Regions from separate parts of the Homo sapiens genome. Here region 2 is linked to region 1. Evidence: chromatin loops called from intact Hi-C (ENCODE). Cell type or tissue: heart right ventricle. All regions are shown on one strand. Each heading gives the region's core, and the rest is flanking DNA. Links, peaks and the distances in the headings are about the cores only. Region 1 holds the start of B3GNT3 (UDP-GlcNAc:betaGal beta-1,3-N-acetylglucosaminyltransferase 3). Region 2 overlaps TMEM221 (transmembrane protein 221).

Evidence for each region. Hi-C counts contacts between places; a loop is a spot of excess contacts. Peaks named below come from ENCODE experiments on the same cell type or tissue, not always from the same donor. Only the 100,000 strongest peaks of a DNase experiment are listed, where the experiment ranks them.
Region 2: it touches region 1 in a loop (6-fold over the local background); 3 of 110 quality-filtered maps call a loop at or near these places.

The regions. Positions count from the first base shown.
Region 1 is chr19:17,788,436-17,796,760 of GRCh38, forward strand. B3GNT3 (UDP-GlcNAc:betaGal beta-1,3-N-acetylglucosaminyltransferase 3) reads left to right here and starts at 6,703. Exons shown (of 3, transcript NM_014256.4): 1 at 6,703-6,771. FCHO1 (FCH and mu domain containing endocytic adaptor 1) reads left to right here. Exons shown (of 29, transcript NM_015122.3): 29 at 1-126. RefSeq lists enhancers at 5,901-6,598, 6,599-7,296. In heart right ventricle, for the core only: no CTCF peak of the experiment used is centred there; no DNase peak of the experiment used is centred there; H3K27me3 peaks cover 4,799 bases.
Region 2 is chr19:17,427,798-17,436,122 of GRCh38, forward strand. It overlaps TMEM221 (transmembrane protein 221), which reads right to left. Exons shown (of 3, transcript NM_001190844.2): 3 at 7,712-8,325. Among named protein-coding and RNA genes, the nearest start is that of MVB12A, 12 kb to the left of the region's middle. In heart right ventricle, for the core only: no CTCF peak of the experiment used is centred there; no DNase peak of the experiment used is centred there.

The sequences.
Region 1 (8,325 bases), core at 236-8,235:
CCATGCCCAGCCTGGCTGAGCCCGAGATTCGCTCCTCCCCCTCATGCCAACCCCACACAGGTCCCGGCCTTTTAATGTTCTTTGAATAAACACTTTATTTTCTAATAAAATAAAAAAGGAAACCTTTTCCTGCTCCAGGAAGTATCCTTTGCGTTGCCAGAGAGGGGAGGAAGAGAAGGTGGATGGATACGAGAGACCTAATGTACCTCCCTCCCTGCACTGCGCTCAACCGGTACAGGGCCATTCTGGGAGAGAAAGAACAACACAGATACCCCAGCCCCATGGGCTCAGAGGTGGGCTATAGGGAGGGAGGAGGACTACAGAAGCCCAGAAAGGGGTGTCAGGAGTCTTCCCAAGCAGTCAGGAAGACTTTCTAAGGAGGGGGCATTATAAATGAGGTTTTGAGGTATGAGTAGGAGTTTGCAAGATAGGAATGGGCATCCCAAGCAAAGTGATGGAAGGTTGTTAGTTCAATGAGGAAGCAATTAGTCAACCTACAAATATTAATTGAGTATCTACTGTATACCATGTAGCAGAGAGAGAGCTATGAGCAGGACAAAGTTCTTGGAACCCAGGAAGTGGAGATAGGAAGCCTGAGTGAGGAGCCTGCTTGGCGGCCACTGGCTGTGTGACTTTAAGCACGGGACTTGAGCCTCAGCTCATCTGCAACTCACCTCACTGGATATCTGTGGGAGGTCACACACTTAGAAGAGTGCCAACTACAGGGCAAAACCCCCACTAGTACCAGGCAGCTTTGGGAGCCCCAGGAGGAGGGTGGACCTTGGTGCAGGTGTGCAAGAATGGCCCACTGGGGAGGGCAGGACAGAAGCAGTAACAGCAGACTGCAGTGGGGAGCAGGTCTGAGCCCAGTGGACAGTCTTGGGTCCTGATGGATATTCAGGGAACCAGGGCCCGTGTTCCTGACCTTGAGGCTGTACAGACCCCAGGGAGCAAGCCCAGACTGGATGAAGCTCAGAAGGAAGGAAGTAGGAGGCAGGATTTGGCCTGAGACTTGCTGTGCGCTGTCTCTGATCATCCCACCCTGTCCTCCAAAGAGAGAGTGCCTCTGGCTGTGCGTCAGTTTCCTTGTCTGTAAGATGGGAGGAATCCTGTAGTTGGGAGAGGTTCAGGGAGCATTCTTGGCACAAAGCAAGTGCATAATTAACATTGGCTGAGAGTCGGGCACCGTGGCTCACGCCTGTAATCCCAACACTTTGGGAGGCCGAGGCAGGAGGATCACTTGAGAGCAGGAGTTCAAGACCAGCCTGGGCAACATAGCAAGACCCCCTGTTTCTACAAAAATAGGAAAATTGACCCAGCATGGTGGCACACGCCTATGGTCCCAGCTACTTGGGAGGCTGAGGCAGGAGGATCAATTGAACCCAGGAGGTTGAGGCTACAGTGAGCTAAGATCACACTGGTGCTCTCCAAGGCTCTGGGCAGCCACAGAGTGAGATACTGTCTCTTAAATAGGCCAGGTAGGGTGGCTCATGCCTATAATCCCAGCACTTTGGGAGGCCGAGGCAGGTGGATCATTTGAGGTCAGGAGTTCAAGACCAGCCTGGCCAACATGGTGAAACCCCGTCTCCACTAAAAATACAAAAATTAGCCAGGCGGTAGTAGTGTGCACGTGTAATCCCTGCTACTTGGGAGGCTGAGGCAGGAGACTCGCTTGAGCCTGGGAGGCGGAGGTTGTGATGAGCCCAGATTGTACCACTGCACTCCAGTCTGGGTGACAGAGTGAGACCCTGTATCAAAACAAAACAAAACAAAAACAACAAAAACGTCAGCTGTAGGAAGGAAGGATGATTATAGGAGTTGGGGCATCAAATGGGGGCAGAGGTGGCTGCAGCACCTGCCCTGTCTGGCTACAAACAGCCCAGGGACTTCCCAGCCCTTCATGTCTTCTCCCTTGCAGGTCTTAGCACCTAGGCTGTAAATTCAGAGACCACACCTGCCCAGTGGGTGTGGCTCTGGGTGTCAGAGAGTAGTGGCATCCATGGGGCCACTGGGTGTCAGACATCCATGGGGCCCTGGGTATCAGAGCTGAGCTTTATAGAGGTGACAAAATCAAAATCTGTTTGCCACCACCTCCTCATAATGTAGCCTAATCTGGGCATGGGTTCTTCCCTGTCTGATAAGTGGCGGGTACATGGCACCTCCTAGTAGCTTTTATTTGCCTTCCTGGGGACACAAATGAGGCTGGGCACCTTTTAAAATGAAGAAGGCATCTGGGCATGGTGACTCATGCCTGTAATTCCAGCACTCTGGGAGGCCAAGGCAGGTGGATCACTTGAGGTCAGGAATTCGAGACCAGCCTGGCCAACATGATAAAACCCCATCTCTACTAAAAATACAAAAATAAGCCAGGCGTGGTGGTGGGCGCCTGTAATCCCAGCTATTCGGGAGGTTGAGGCAGGAGAATCTCTGGAGCCCAGGACGAGGAGGTTGCAGTGAGCTGAGAACATGCCACTGCACTCCAGCCTGGGAGACAGAGACTCCATCTCAAAAAAGAAACCAAACAAACAGGGCTGGGCGCATTGGCTCACGCCTGTAATCCCAGCACTTTGGGAGGCCCAGGCCGGTGGATCACTTGAGGCCAGGAGTTCGAGACTAGCCTGGCCAACATGGTGAAACCCCCATCTCTACTAAGAAAACAAAAATTAGCTGGGCGTGGTGGCAGGTGCCTGTAATCTCAGCTACTCGGGAGGCTGAGGCAGGAGAATTGCTTGAACCCGGCAGGCAGAGGTTTCAGTGAGCCCAGATGGCGCCGCTGCACTCCAGCCTTGATGACAGAGCAAGACTCCGTCTCAAACAAACAACAACAACAACAACAAAAAAAACAAAAAAACACAAGCAAACAAAAAAGCGCAGAAGGCACTTTTCCCAGGTGTGGCCTCCTAACTGCCCAGCCTTCCAGAGCAGGTGTGACGTGACCTATCTCAGAAGAGTGAATTCCAAGAGAGAGGGCGCGGAACCCGTTAAACCTGCCAACCCCGGGCAGGCGTGATGCCATTATGCAGTTTACATGCCCTGGTCTCTTCCACCCGGGTGGCCTTAAAACCTCAGCTGTGGTACAGAGTGATCCATTGGCACAGCACCATCAACTGGGCCACATGTCAGAGGCCACCCCCAGCTGATAAGTGGCCTAATTGGATTTTCTTTTGAGCTGAAATTCACAAAACAAAAAATGAACCACTTTAAAATGAACAATTCAGTGAGTTTCAGTATATTCATAATATGTGCAACCACACCCTTTATCTAATTTGTGCACATTTTCATCCCCTCCGAAAGGAAACCCTGTCCCCTTCAGCAGTCATGCCCCATTTCCCCTCCCACAGCTCCTGGCAACCACTAATTAGCTTCCTGTCTCTGTGGATTTGCCTGTTCTGGGCATTTCACATAAATGGAATCATACGACATGTGGCCTTTTGTGTCTGGCTTCTTTCACTCAGCATCGTGTTTTTTATTTCATCCCTGTTGTAGCAGGGATCAGGACTTCAATCTCTTATCAGGACTTCAATCTCTCTCTTTTTTTTTTTTTTTTGAGACAGAGTCTCGCTCTGTCATCCAGGCTGGAGTGCAGTGGCATGATCTGGGCTCACTGCAACCTCTGCTTCCTGGATTTGAGCAGTTCTCCTGCCTCAGCTCCCCGAGTAGCTGGGATTACAAGCATGCGCCACCATGCCCAACTAATTTTTGTATTTTTAGTAGAGAGGGATTTTGCCATGTTGGCCAGGCTGGTCTCGAACTCTTGACCTCAAGTGATCTGCCTGCCTCAGCCTCCCAAAGTGCTGGGATTACAGGCGTGAGCTACTGGCCAGGACTTCAGTCTTTCTGATGGCTGAAAAAGACTCCAGGCAGGGCACAGTGGCTCACACCTGTAACCCCAGCACTTTGGGAGGCTGAGGCGGGTGGATTGCTTGAGGTCAGGGGTTCAAGACCAGCCTGGGCAACATGGTGAAACCCCCGTCTCTACTGAAAATACAAAAAGTAGCCGGGCGTGGTGGCAGGTGCCTATAATCCCAGCTACTCGGGAGGCTGAGACAAGAGAGCTGCTTGAACCTGGGAGGTGGAGGTTGCAGTGAGCCAAGATCCTGCCACTGCACTCCAGCCTGGGTGACAGAGCGAGACTCTGTCTCAAAAAAAAAAAAAAAAACAAAAAAAAAAAAAACTCAAGACTCCACTGATGGACCACATGTTGTTTATCCATTCATCCACTGGACACTTGGGTGGGTGATCACCACCCAAGCAGCTGAAAAGAACACTGTGAATCATGCTGCTATGAACTTCCCTATGCAAGCATTTGTTTCAACACCTGTTTTCAACTCCTTTGGGTAGATACCTACAAGGGCAATGGCGGGATCATAGGGTCATTCTAGTCCGGATTTGAACCCGGGCCCTCCAGCACCAGAATTCACTCTATTGCGTCCAGTGAACCCCGGAAGCACCCGGTTTAAAAGGTCTGGGGGCTCAGGGTATCTGTATGTCTTACACATGGGAAAAGGGTGGGAGGGTTCAGTTTCCCTGGGTGAGTGGGGCGGGGCTAGAGCTCACATCCTCCCAGCAGCCTGAATTCTGGAGGGCCAGTACCTGGTGGAGGAGGGGATGGGCGGGGACCCTGTCACAGGATGGTACTTTTTTTTTTTTTTTTTTTTGAGATGGAGTCTCACTCTGTCGCCCAGGCTGGAGTGCAGTGGTGCGATCTTGGCTCACTGCAACCTCTGCCTCCCAGGTTCAAGTGATTCTCCTGCCTCAGCCTCCTGAGTAGCTGGGATTACAGGCGCCCGCCACCACACCTGGCTAATATTTTTGTTTTTTGTTTTTTTTTTTTTGAGATGGAGTCTCACTCTATCTCCCAGACTGGAGTGCCGTGGCATGATCTCTGCTCACTGCAACCTCCACCTCCTGGGTTCGAGTGATTCTCCTGCCTCAGCCTCCCGAGTAGGTGGGATTACAGGCACCCGCCAGTATGCCTGGCTAATTTTTGTATGTTTTAGTGGAGACGGGGTTTCTTCATGTTGGCCAGGCTGATCGCAAAGTCCTGACCTCAGGTGATCCCCTCACTTTGGCCTTTGGAAGGTGCTGGGATTACCGGCATGATCTGCCCACTTCGGCCTTCCAAAATGCTGAGATTATAGGGTTGAGCCACCCCGCCCGCCCAGGATGGGACTTTTGGTTCCGGCTCCTTCCCGGCCGACAAATCCCTTCCTGGGGCCATGACTTGGTGAACCCAGGGACCCAACAGGGTGAGCATAGACTCTGAATCAAAGTCCAAGGATGTACCACAGTAAGAAAGTGTGTGCATCCAGAACCGAGGCCAGTAGTGCCACATTTGACACTATGACATTTCCGGTAATTGCCCTCCATACAGTTTTAATCATGCATTTGCTCTGAGGGTTCACTCCCCAGACCTCTCCCATCCAGAGTACCCAGGGGCTATTTCTTACATTTTACAGGTGAGGAAACTGAGGCACAGACAGGCCACATATACACCTCGGCTTCCTCCTCGGGAAGAAACAGGGATGAAGGAGGAAGGAGGGGTTTCCTGAAACCATAGCCCAGCTCACACACCTGGACTTCCCCAACCCCAGAGCTCCCAACGCTGGGTCCAGGCTAGAATCTCCTAGAGATTCAGAGGCAGCACAGGGCAGGGTTCGAATCCTAGCCAACCCAACCCTAAAAATCTACAAATCTGAGGCCAGGTGCAGTGGCTCACATCTATAATCCAGCACCTTGGGGATCTGAGGCAGGAAGGTCACTTGAGGCCCACAGTTAAGACCAGCCTGGGCAACATATCAAAACCCCATATCTAGAAAAATGACAAAAATTAGCCAGGCATGCTGGCGGGTGCCTGTAGTCCCAGCTACTCGGGAGGCTGAGGTGGGAGGATTGCTTGAACTGGGGAGGTCGACATTGTAGCGAGCGGAGATCACACCACTGTACTCTAGCCTGGGTGACAAAGCGAGATCCTGTCTCTCAAAACAAGAAAAAAAGAAAAAGAAAAGACTACAAATCTGTCTGATTGTTGACTTCCAGAACCCTTCCAAATGCCAGCAGGTGGCATCTGGATGTCTGGGGGCACATCGTAGGTTTTCGGGTCCTGGAATTATTTTCAATATAGAGATGGAATCTCACTATGTTGCCCAGGCTGGTCTCAAACTCCTGGGTTCCAGCGATCCGCCCCCCTCGGCCTCTGGAAGTACAGGAGTGAGCCACTGCGCCGACCCCAGCTTCAGGAATCTTTGAACTCCCCGCAGAGAGCAGAGGTGCCGCAAGGTTTAACCTGCCTCCCTCCCTCCTTATCGCCATGGGCTTATCCAATCATTTCTTCACGGAACACACGTGGGCCAACGCTGACCGGGCTCTGTGCCAGGAACCCGCAAGGCGCTGCTTGTTCATCTCCAGCCACGGGGAGCTCATTCCCTAGCAGCGGGCCAGACCCAAGGTGGGGTCGTGAGCCCCGAGAGGGGCGAGGGTGGCAAGAGCGGGATGGCAGAGGTGGCAGCCGGGACCGGAGAGGGGAAGAGGCATGGCCGGGGAGGGAGGAGCCGGCAGAGAACTTCGCCTGGGCCACCAGGAAACTCAGCCGAGCTGGGAAGAGGGGGACTGGCAAGCGGCCAAGGCGGAGGGAGGCAGGAAGGCGTGAGGCCCGGTGGGAGGGAGGAAGCGGGAGAGGGGCGGGAGCTCTGGCTCAGGTAAAAACTCTTTCTTCGGCTCGCGAGCTGAGAGGAGCAGGTAGAGGGGCAGAGGCGGGACTGTCGTCTGGGGGTGAGTGTCGGCAGCCCCCGGAGGATCTGGCGGACCCCAGTGGTGGGGGTTTGGGGGTGGGGAAGTTGTGGCTCTGGAGAAGCCCCTGCCGGTCTCCACCGCGCATACCCTGCAGATGTGGGAACATTCGGGAGCCCCGAGTCTCGAGAACCCGGTTGCCCTCACCCATCCGTAATTGTCTCCGGCGTTCCCAAGGCCAGCTCGGACCTGGGTCGGGGAGGAAGCCTCCCCCACAGCTGGCGACCCGGGACCCCGGCGCCCCTCCCAGATTGGGCGGGATCAGACCCCCGAGGCGGATGCCGCTTAGTCAGACTTGGCTGTTACTGTTACCTGTGTTGTTGAGATTATTGGCCCCTTGGTTGGGAGTATCTGGGCAAGCCAGCGCTGGGGTCCCCGGTTGGGTTTGGGAACTGCAGGTGACCCCCAGTCTCTCCCTGCGGTTCCGGTGCTGCAGGCCCTGCCAGGTGGCTGGGCGGCATTCCAGGGGCCCTGGCTGCGTGGCATGGACACATTGCTGAACCGGCCTCAGTTTCCCCTCCGTGAGGTGGAACAATGAACCAGCTGGGATGAGGATGCCCGAAGCGTTTAGTCAAAGGAAATTTTTGTGATGAGGTGTACTGCTGGCCACTGGGGGCCCTTGCGTGACTGGCGTTAGGTCTCTGAGCCTCAGTTTCCCTGTGTGTTAAGGGGGGGTCTCATGGCATGGGACCTTGGCGAGGATGAGTTGAGTGGATAGGAGCTGTGGCCACTCAGTGGGTGCCCAGGGACAGTCAGCTGTCATCATAATTATATTAATTATGTCTGTAGCCACTGTTCAGATTCACTCCTGTTCCAAGAATCCCGACCATCTTTTCCTCTGGGTCAGATTTAAACTTTTTGTTTGTTTGTTTTATTTGTAGAGGTGGGGGACTCACTTTGTCACCCAGGCTGGAGTACAGTGGCTCCATGCACTGTATTCACTGCAGCCTCAACCTCCTGGGCTCAAGTGATCCTCCCACCTCAGCCTCCCGAGTAGCTGGGACTACAGGTGCACACCACAGGCAGCTAATTTTAAAATTTTTTTGTGTGTGGAGACGGGGTCTCACTATGTTGTCCAGGCTGGTCTCAAACTCCTGGGCCCAAGCAATCCTCCTGCCTTGGCATCTGAAAGTGCTGGGATTTCAGGCATGAGCCACTATGCCCAGCTCTGATTTTTTTAAATGGACACTTCTCAAGAGGAAACTGAGGTCGCCCCTCAACTTGGGCGGGGGACTCCTGCAGTCCAGATCTGGGATTCAGGGCCCATGGGAAGCCACCTGGCCGTCTAGGTCTGGGGCCAGCCCTGGGGGCCATCACTTCCTCCCACTGGCCTGTTCTCAAGGTGACACCAGGCAGGGCTGGTGTCAGGAGGAAGAGGTGTGGCCCCCAGGTCAGGCAGCTGGGCCCCCATATGGCCTAGGTGAGCAGTTGGGTGTTTGCTCAGTCCAGCCTGGACACCCTCCCTCACTCTCACCCCTAGGGTGTGGCATTTCCTGGCAGGTGCTCTGGGTGTGGGAGAACCAAAAGGGGGCCTTG
Region 2 (8,325 bases), core at 58-8,057, 360 kb before region 1:
CAACGTAGTGAAACCCTGTTTCTACTAAAAATATAAAAATTAGCTGCGTGTGGTGGCACACGCCTGTAATCCTAGCTGCTTGGGAGGCTGAGGCAGGAGAATCGCTTGAACCCGGGAGGTCAAGGTTGCAGTGAGCCAAGATTGCACCATTGCACTCCAGCTTTGGCAACAAGAGTGAAACTCCATCTCAAAAAGAAAAAGAAGAACTAAGGCTGTCATACTTGGAGTCTCACATCTGTAATCCCAGCACTTTTGGGGGCTGAGGCACGAGGATCGCTTGAGGCCAGGAGGTCGAGGCTGCAGTTTGCTATGATTGCGCCACTGCACTCCAGCCTGTGTGACAGAGTGAGACCCTGTCTCTAAATAAATAAATAAGTAAGGCAGGGCACGGTGTCTCACGCCTGTAATCCCAGCACTTTGGGAGGCCGAGGCGGACGGATCACCTGAGGTCGGGAGTTCAAGACCAGCCTGACCAACATGGAGAAACCCCCGTCTCTACTAAAAATGCAAAATTAGCGGGGCGTGGTGGCGCATGCCTGTAATCCCAGCTATTCAGGAGGCTGAGGCAGGAGAATCGCTTGAACCCAGGAGGCAGAGGTTGTGGTGAGCCAAGATCGCACCATTGCACTCCAGCCTTGGCAACAAGAGCGAAACTCTGTCTGCAAAAAAAAAAAAAAAAAAACAGCCTGGGTGCAGAGCAAAACCCTATCTCTAAGTAAATGAATAAATAAATAGCAAAGCTAAGGCTTATTTCTTAGCGGCAATAGACTTTGTTAGTTGTAGTGGTACAGAAACTGGCCTAATGGGAGGGTCATTTTCTCACAGTGAGGACGGTGTTGTCTAAAGAAACATCCAAGCTTTTAAATAATTAAAGTTGGCCAGCCATGGTGGCTCACGCCTGTAATGCCAGCACTATCGGAGGCTGAGGCGAGAGGATCACTTGAGCCCCCGGGAGTTTGAGACCAGCCTGGGCAACACAGCAAGGCCCTGTCTGTACAAATTAAAAATTAGCCGGGCATAGTGATACCTGCCTGTGTAGTCCCTGCTACTCGAGAGGCTGAGGTGGGAGGATCGCCTGAGTCTGGGAGGTGAAGGCTGCAGTGAGCTATGATTGCATAACTGCACTCCTGGCTGGGTGACAGAGCAAGACCCTGTCTCAAAAAAAAAGAAAAAAAAAATTTGGGACTGGGTGCAGCGGTGGCTCACACCTGTAATCCCAGCACTTTGGGAGGCCAAGCTGGGAGGATCTGTTGAGCTCAGGAGTTTAAGGGCAGCCTGGGCAGCAGTGAAACACCATCTCTACGAAAAAAACACACATGATCGGGCATGGTGGCTCACGCCCGTAATCCCAGCACTTTGAGAGGCCAAGGTGGGCGGATCACGAGGTCAGGAGTTCAAGACCAGCCTGGCCAACATGGTGAAATCCCATCTCTACTAAATATACAAAAAAAAAAAAAAAAAAAAATTAGCCGGGCATGGTCGTGGGTGCCCGTAGTCCCAGCTACTCGGGAGGCTGAGGCAGGAGAATTGCTTGAACCTGGGAGGCAGAGGTTGCAGTAAGCTGAGATCACATCACTGCACTCCAGCCTGGGCAACAGAGTGAGACTCCCTCTTAAAAAAAAAAAAAGAAAAAAGAAAAATCCACACACATATATAATTCAGATGATTGTTAAAAGTAAACAAGGCTTTATTCAAGACTACTGCATGGAAGATTGAGCTCAACTCGGAATCCACGAAGTTGTCACCAAGGGGGGATTTATAGCCACGGAGCAGGGCAAGGGGGGGTCAGTGGATAGAAAATTATAAAGGCTTGGGGAGTCACCTTAAACTCTCTTAATAGGATCCTTGCTGAAGCCAGGCCAGGGCGATCAGCTATCAAGAAACTGACTTAGCAGGATTCTTGCTAAAACTGGGCGACACAGATCAAAGACAGGATGGGAGCCAAGGTCACGGCCCAATGCAGAAGAGATTTCAGAGGACTCTGACTCAAGTTTGGCCAAGAAGAGAGTCTTTGTCGGGGCGGAGACCTGGCCTGGCCCTGGGAATCTGAGACGGGGGACAGTGCGTTCTCCTGGAAGGGGAGGTGAGCGGGGATGATGCAAAACGTACGCCCTTTCCCCAAACTCTTCAGCTGCCTTGGAAAAACTAGGTCTCTGATGCTAAGGCACCTGCCTGCATCTCCTGGCTCCCGGCACACGGATCATCTGCCAGGTCTCGCCCAGGCTCCTCTGGCGCCAGCCACAGAACCCGATCCAGCCAGAAAGCAAATGCCGTTTGTCCTCTCTGCCGTCCTTCTCAGCTGCCCCAAAAGCAGCCCCAGATCTCATTTCAGGGAGTCTGTGTGTGACCAGGGGCCTGAGGATGATCCATCCTGGCCTTGGGTCCAACTAGACCAATTGTCACTGATGACAGGGCCACTCACCCTGCAAAATCCCAGTCCTCTGAGCCCAGGCAGGCCTGGGGACTGCATCACGCAAGGGTTAGAGGGGCCCGATGGAGCCTACCCCACCTGCTTCTGACTTGGGTATCATCAATCCTAACATTTCTGGGCTGAGCTTACATCATCTTGGGCTACTGAGGAAGGAGCTGAGGGCCCTGGGAACCACAGCACTAAGTCCAGGATCCGTGCCTATCCTTCTCTTCTTTTATTATTATTATTATTTTTTGAGACCGGGTCTCACTCTGTGACCCAGGCTGGAGTGCAGTGGTGCGATCTCGGCAGCTCACTGCAACCTCCACCTCCCGGGTTCAAGTGATTCTCCTGCCTCAGCCTCCTGAGTAGCTGGGATTACAAGCATGAACCACTACACCCAGCTAATTTTTGTAGTTTTTGGTTTTTTTTTTTTTTTTTTTTTTTTTGAGACGGAGTCTCACTCTGTCGCCAGGCTGGAGTGCAGTGGAGCGATGTCGGCCCACTGCAACCTCCATCTCCCAGGTTCAAGCAATTCTCGTGACTCAGCCTCCCAAGTAGCTGGGACTACAAGTGCCCACCACCACGCCCAGCTAAATTTTTTGTTTGTTTGTTTTTGAGATGGAGTTTCATTCTTGTTGCCCAGGCTGGAGTGTGATGGTGCAGTCTCAGCTCACTGCAACCTCTGCCTCCTGGGTTCAAGCGATTCTCCTGCCTCAGCCTCCCTAGTAGCTGGGATTACAGGCGCCCACCACCACGCTCGGCTAATTTTTGTATTTTTGGTAGAGATGGGGTTTCACCATGTTGGTCAGGCTGGTCTCGAACTCCTGACCTCAAGTGATCCGCCCACCTCGGCCTCCCAAAGTGTTGGGATTACAGGTGTGAGCCACCGTGCCCGGTCCTTATTTCTGTATTTTTAGTAGAGATGGGGTTTCACCACGTTGGCCAGGCTGATCTTGAACTCCTGGCCTCAAGTGATCCACCCGCCTCGGTCTCCCAAAGTTCTGGGATTACAGGCATGAGCCAACATGCTGGCCTAATTTTTGTATTTTTAGTAGATATGAGGTTTTACTGTGTTGGTCAGGCTGGTCTGGAACAGCTGACCTCAAGCGATCTGCTCACATTGACCTCCCAAAGTGCTGGGATTACAGGTGTGAGCCACCATGCCTGGCCATTTCTCTTTTCTTGAGACAAGGTCTCACTCTGTTACCCAAGCTGGAGTGCGGTGGTGCAATCATGGCTCACCGCAGCCTTGACCTCCTGGGCACAATCTATCCTCCCATCTCAGTCTCCCTAGTAGCTGGAACTATAGGTGTGTGCCACCACACTTGGCTACATTTTTACTTTTGTAGAGATGGGGTCTTGCTATGTTGCCCAGGTGGGTTTCTCTCCTATTGCTTACTCCCAGGCTCCACAGGGGCATGGGTACTGAGAGTGGCATTTCTGGATAGACGTGATCCCAGCTCCTCTACTCAATAGCTGCTGACCTTGAGCTGCGGCTTAAACTTCTCTGCGCCTCAGTTTCTCCATCTTTACAATGGGAACCTCAACATTCCTCATCTCATGGGATACGTGTAAGGGAGAATGCATAGGACCCGTGTCTCTCAGCTGCCCCTGATGACTCTTGAAGAAACACCTCTTGACTCTGACAGGCCTTTGAAGGTGGAAGGTTTCTGCAGCCTGACATCCAGGCAGAATGGATGATGTGACTCCCCGTGAGTGGCCTCTGCTAGTGGCAAACCCTATACTTCCTGTATTCAAAAGTGGCAGAGGGGCTGGGCTCTGTGGCTCAGCCCTGTAATCCCATCACTTTGGGAAGCTGAGGTGGGAGGATCACTTGAGTCCAGGAGTTTGAGGCCAGCCTGGGCAACATAGGGAGACCCCAGTCTCTATAGTATTTTTTTTTTTTTCCAAGACAGAGTCTCCCTCTGTCACCCAGTCTGGAGTGCAGTGGTGTGATTGTGGTTCCCTGCAACTTCCATCTCTGGGGTTCAAGTGATTCTCCTGCCTCAGCCTCCTGAGTAGCTGGGACTACAGGCGCCCACCACCACCCCCGGCTAATTTCTTTTTTTTTTGACATGGAGTCTCGCTCTGTCGCCCAGGCTGGAGTGCAGTGGCGCAATCTTGGCTCACTGCAAGCTCCGCCTTTTGGGTTCATGCCATTCTCCTGCCTCAGCCTCTCAAGTAGCTGGGACTACAGGCGTCCGCCACCATGGCCAGCTAATTTGTGTGTGTGTGTGTATTTAGTAGAGATGAGGTTTCACCGCATTAGCCAGGATGGTCTCAATCTCCTGACCTCGTGATCTGCCCGCCTCAGCCTCCCACAAGTGCTGGGATTACAGGCGTGAGCCACGGCGCCCAGCCTAATTTCTTCCTTTCTTCCTTTCTTTCTTCCTTTCCTTTCTTTCCTTTCCTTTCTTTCATCTCTTTTTTCCTTTTCTTTCCTTTCTTTTCCTTCCTCCCTCCCTCCCTCCCTCTCTCTCTCTCTTTCTTTCTTTCTTTGTATTTTTAGTAGAGACGGTGTTTCACCTTGTTGGCCAGGCTGGTCTTGAACTCCCGACTTCAAGTGATCTGCCCGGTTCAGCCTCCCAAAGTGTTGGGATTACAGGTGTGAGCCACAGCGCCTGGCCATGACCAGCTAATTTTTGTATTTTTAGTAGAGATGGGGTTTTGCCATGTTGGCCAGGCTGGTCTTGAACTCCTAGCCTCAAGCAATCCGACTGCCTTGGCCTCCCAAAGTGCTAGGATTATAGGAGTGAGCCACTGTGCCCTGCCTACTTTTCTTTTAAACAGATAGGGTCTTGCTCTGTTGCCCAGGCTGGATCGTAGTGGTTCAATCACTGCTGATCTTCTTGCCTCAGCCTCTCAAGTAGCTGGGACCACAGGTGTGCACCACCATGCCTGGCTAATTTTTAATTTTTTTGTAGAGCTGGAGTCTCCCTATGTTGCCCAGGCTGGTCTTGAACTCCTGGCCTCAGGTGATCCTCTTGCAAGAGAACATCTTTGACAGATACTGTCCACACCCTAGAACATACCAGAATGCTGACAGAGCTTGTGTTTGCGAGGCCTGTGGAATTAATGGAGACATTTCTACCCTTTTCGACTGGGGCCTTGTGCCTATGGCTTGTTGGGTAGGGGAGATCACCTCCGTTTGTAAAGAACGAAACTGAGTTTGCATTACTGTTCCTTAAGGCAGGTCTGCCCAGCTCCCGGAACACTCTGAAAGCCGCACGCCAAACCCATATCAGGTGCCTGGAGTCTGGAGGTTTTGGCTGCAGCCCCAGGACCAGCCTTGCCCTGCGCCTCACCTGATTCTGGCTGAGATAGGAAGATGCTCGGTAACTCAGCTCCCCTTCCAGGCAGTGCAGACGAGGGGGCGGTTTTCAGCCGGGCCTCCCAAGTTGGAACCTTATCATTTCCAAGGTTCAAGTTTGAGGTATCAGGAGGAAGAGCAGGGACCAGCCTAGGGTGAGGTTGCTGAGGTGCCCAGGGTGCAATTTTTTATTTATTTTTATTTATTTATTTTTTGAGACGGAGTCTCGCTTTGTGCCCAGGCTGGAGAGGAGTGGTGCGGTCTTGGCTCACTGCAACCTCCGCCTCCCTGGCTTAAGTGATTCTCCTGCCTCAGCGTCCCGAGTAGCTGGGATTACAGGCACCCACCACCATGTCCAGCTAATTTTCTGTATTTTTTTTTTTTTTTTTGTGGGGGACGGAGTCTTGCTCTGTAGCCCAGACTGGAGGGCAGTGGCACAATCTCAGCTCACTGCAGCCTCCACCTCCTGGGTCCCGGTTCAAGCGATTCTCCCGCTTCAGCCTCCCAAGTAGCTGGGATTACTGGCATGCGTCACCATGCCCATCTAATTTTTGTATTTTTAGTAGAGACAGGGTTTCACCAAGTTGGCCAGGCTGGTCTTGAACTCCTGACCTCGTGATCTGCCCACCGTGGCCTCCCAAAGTGCTGGGATTACAGGCATGAGCCACTGCGCCGGCCTTGCTTTATTTTTGTGTGTGTGGGAGGGAGCATGGTGGCACACCCCTGTAATCCCAGCTACTGGGTGGCTGTGGTAGAATTGTTTGAGCCTGGGAGTTCGAGACCAGCCTGGGCAATATAGCAAAACACCATCTCTACAAAAATAAAAAATACAAAGATTAACCAGGTGTGGTGGTGCATGCCTGCAGTCCCAGCTACTCTGGATGCTGAGTCAGGAGGATCACTTGAGCCCAGGAGTTTGAGGCTGCAATGAGCTATGATCACAACACTGCATTCCAGCCTGGGTGATAGAGCAAACCCCTCTCTTTAAAAAAAAAAAAAAAATTAAAAATGTGTTGAGGTGAAAAATCACATTAACATAAAATTAACCATTTAGAAGTATACAATTCAGGCCAGGCGTGGTGGCTCACGCCTGTAGCACTTTGAGGGGCCAAGGTGGATGGATCATTTGAGGTCAGGAGTTCGAGACCAGCTGGCCAACATGGTAAATCACCATCTCTACTAAAAATGTAAAAACTATCCAGGCATGATGGCCCTTGCCTGTAGTCCCAGCTACTTGGGAGGCTGAGGCAGGAGAATCACTTAAAACAGGGAGGCGGAGGTTGCAGTGAGCCAAGATCGCGCCACTGCACTCCAGCCTAGGCGACAGAGTGAGACTCTGTCTCAAAAGCAAACAAACAAAAAATGTAAAAACTAGCCGGGCATGGTGGCCCTTTCCTGTAGTCCCAGTTACTTGGGAGGCTGAGGCAGGAAAATCGCTTGAACCCGGGAGACGGAGGTGGCAATGAGCCAAGATTGGGCCATTGCACTGCAGCCTGGGCCACAAGAGCAAAACTCCATCTCAAAAAAATTTTAAAAAGGCCAGGAGCAGTGGCTCACACCTGTAATTCCAGCACTTTGGGAGGCCGAGGCAGGGGATCACTTGAGGTCAGGAGTTCGAGACCAGCCTGGCCAACATGGTGAACCCGTCTCTACTAAACATATAAAAATTAGCCAGGCATGGTGGTGGGTGCCTGTAATCCCAGCTACTCAGGAGGCTGAGGCCGGAGAATCGCTTGAACTTGGGAGACGGAGGTTGCAGTGAGCCGAGATTGTGCCACTGCACTCCAGCCTGGGAGACAGAGCAAGACTCTGTCTCAAACCAAAACCAAAACCAAACAAAACTAACTGGTGGAGCATGCGTCCCAGCCTGGGGACTACAAGGGGCATGGCCTGGCTCTCACTTTTGCCCTTCCTTCCCCCGACCCAAGTCCCACCCATGGGCCTGGGCTTGGCCACGCAGCACAATTGAACATTGAGTAACACACAGATAGTGAATATCAGAGTTTACTTGTGGGTTGTGCAAGACAGGAGACCTTTGGAGACCCCTCTGTTATTTCCTTGAGCCCCAGAAACTACCCATGCCTACACCCCAAAAGCAGCAGCAGCATGAGAACGATTAACACACATTGAGGACCTATTGTGTGGGGGTCCCCGGAATGCCTCACATGAAGTCATGTGTCTTGTCAGAGCCCTTGGAGACAGGGCCACTTCGTGTCCCCATATTACAGATGAGGAAACTGAGGCACAAAGCAGCTAAGCCCTCAGCCATGGGTCCACAGCCAGGAACCTGGGTCCAGCTCTCCAGCCGTGCCCCTGGCCCTGGGCTGCTCCAAGCTTGGCACACATGGATTTGAAATGTTCACAGCCCGAGGGGGTGCAGTGGATTTTGCAGAGTCTGAGACTTGCACATCAGCAGCATGGAGATTATGGGGTTCAGGTGAGAATCCTGGCTCTGGTGCTCAGTCCTGGCCGTGGGCCCCCTGGTGAGTCACTGCCTCTCTTGGGGCCTCCGTTTCCTCATCTGTGAAATGGATGGAGACACTTAGAGAATCACTGCCTAAGCCCCCCGCTCCCCTTATGCCTGTAACAGAATCTCATCCAT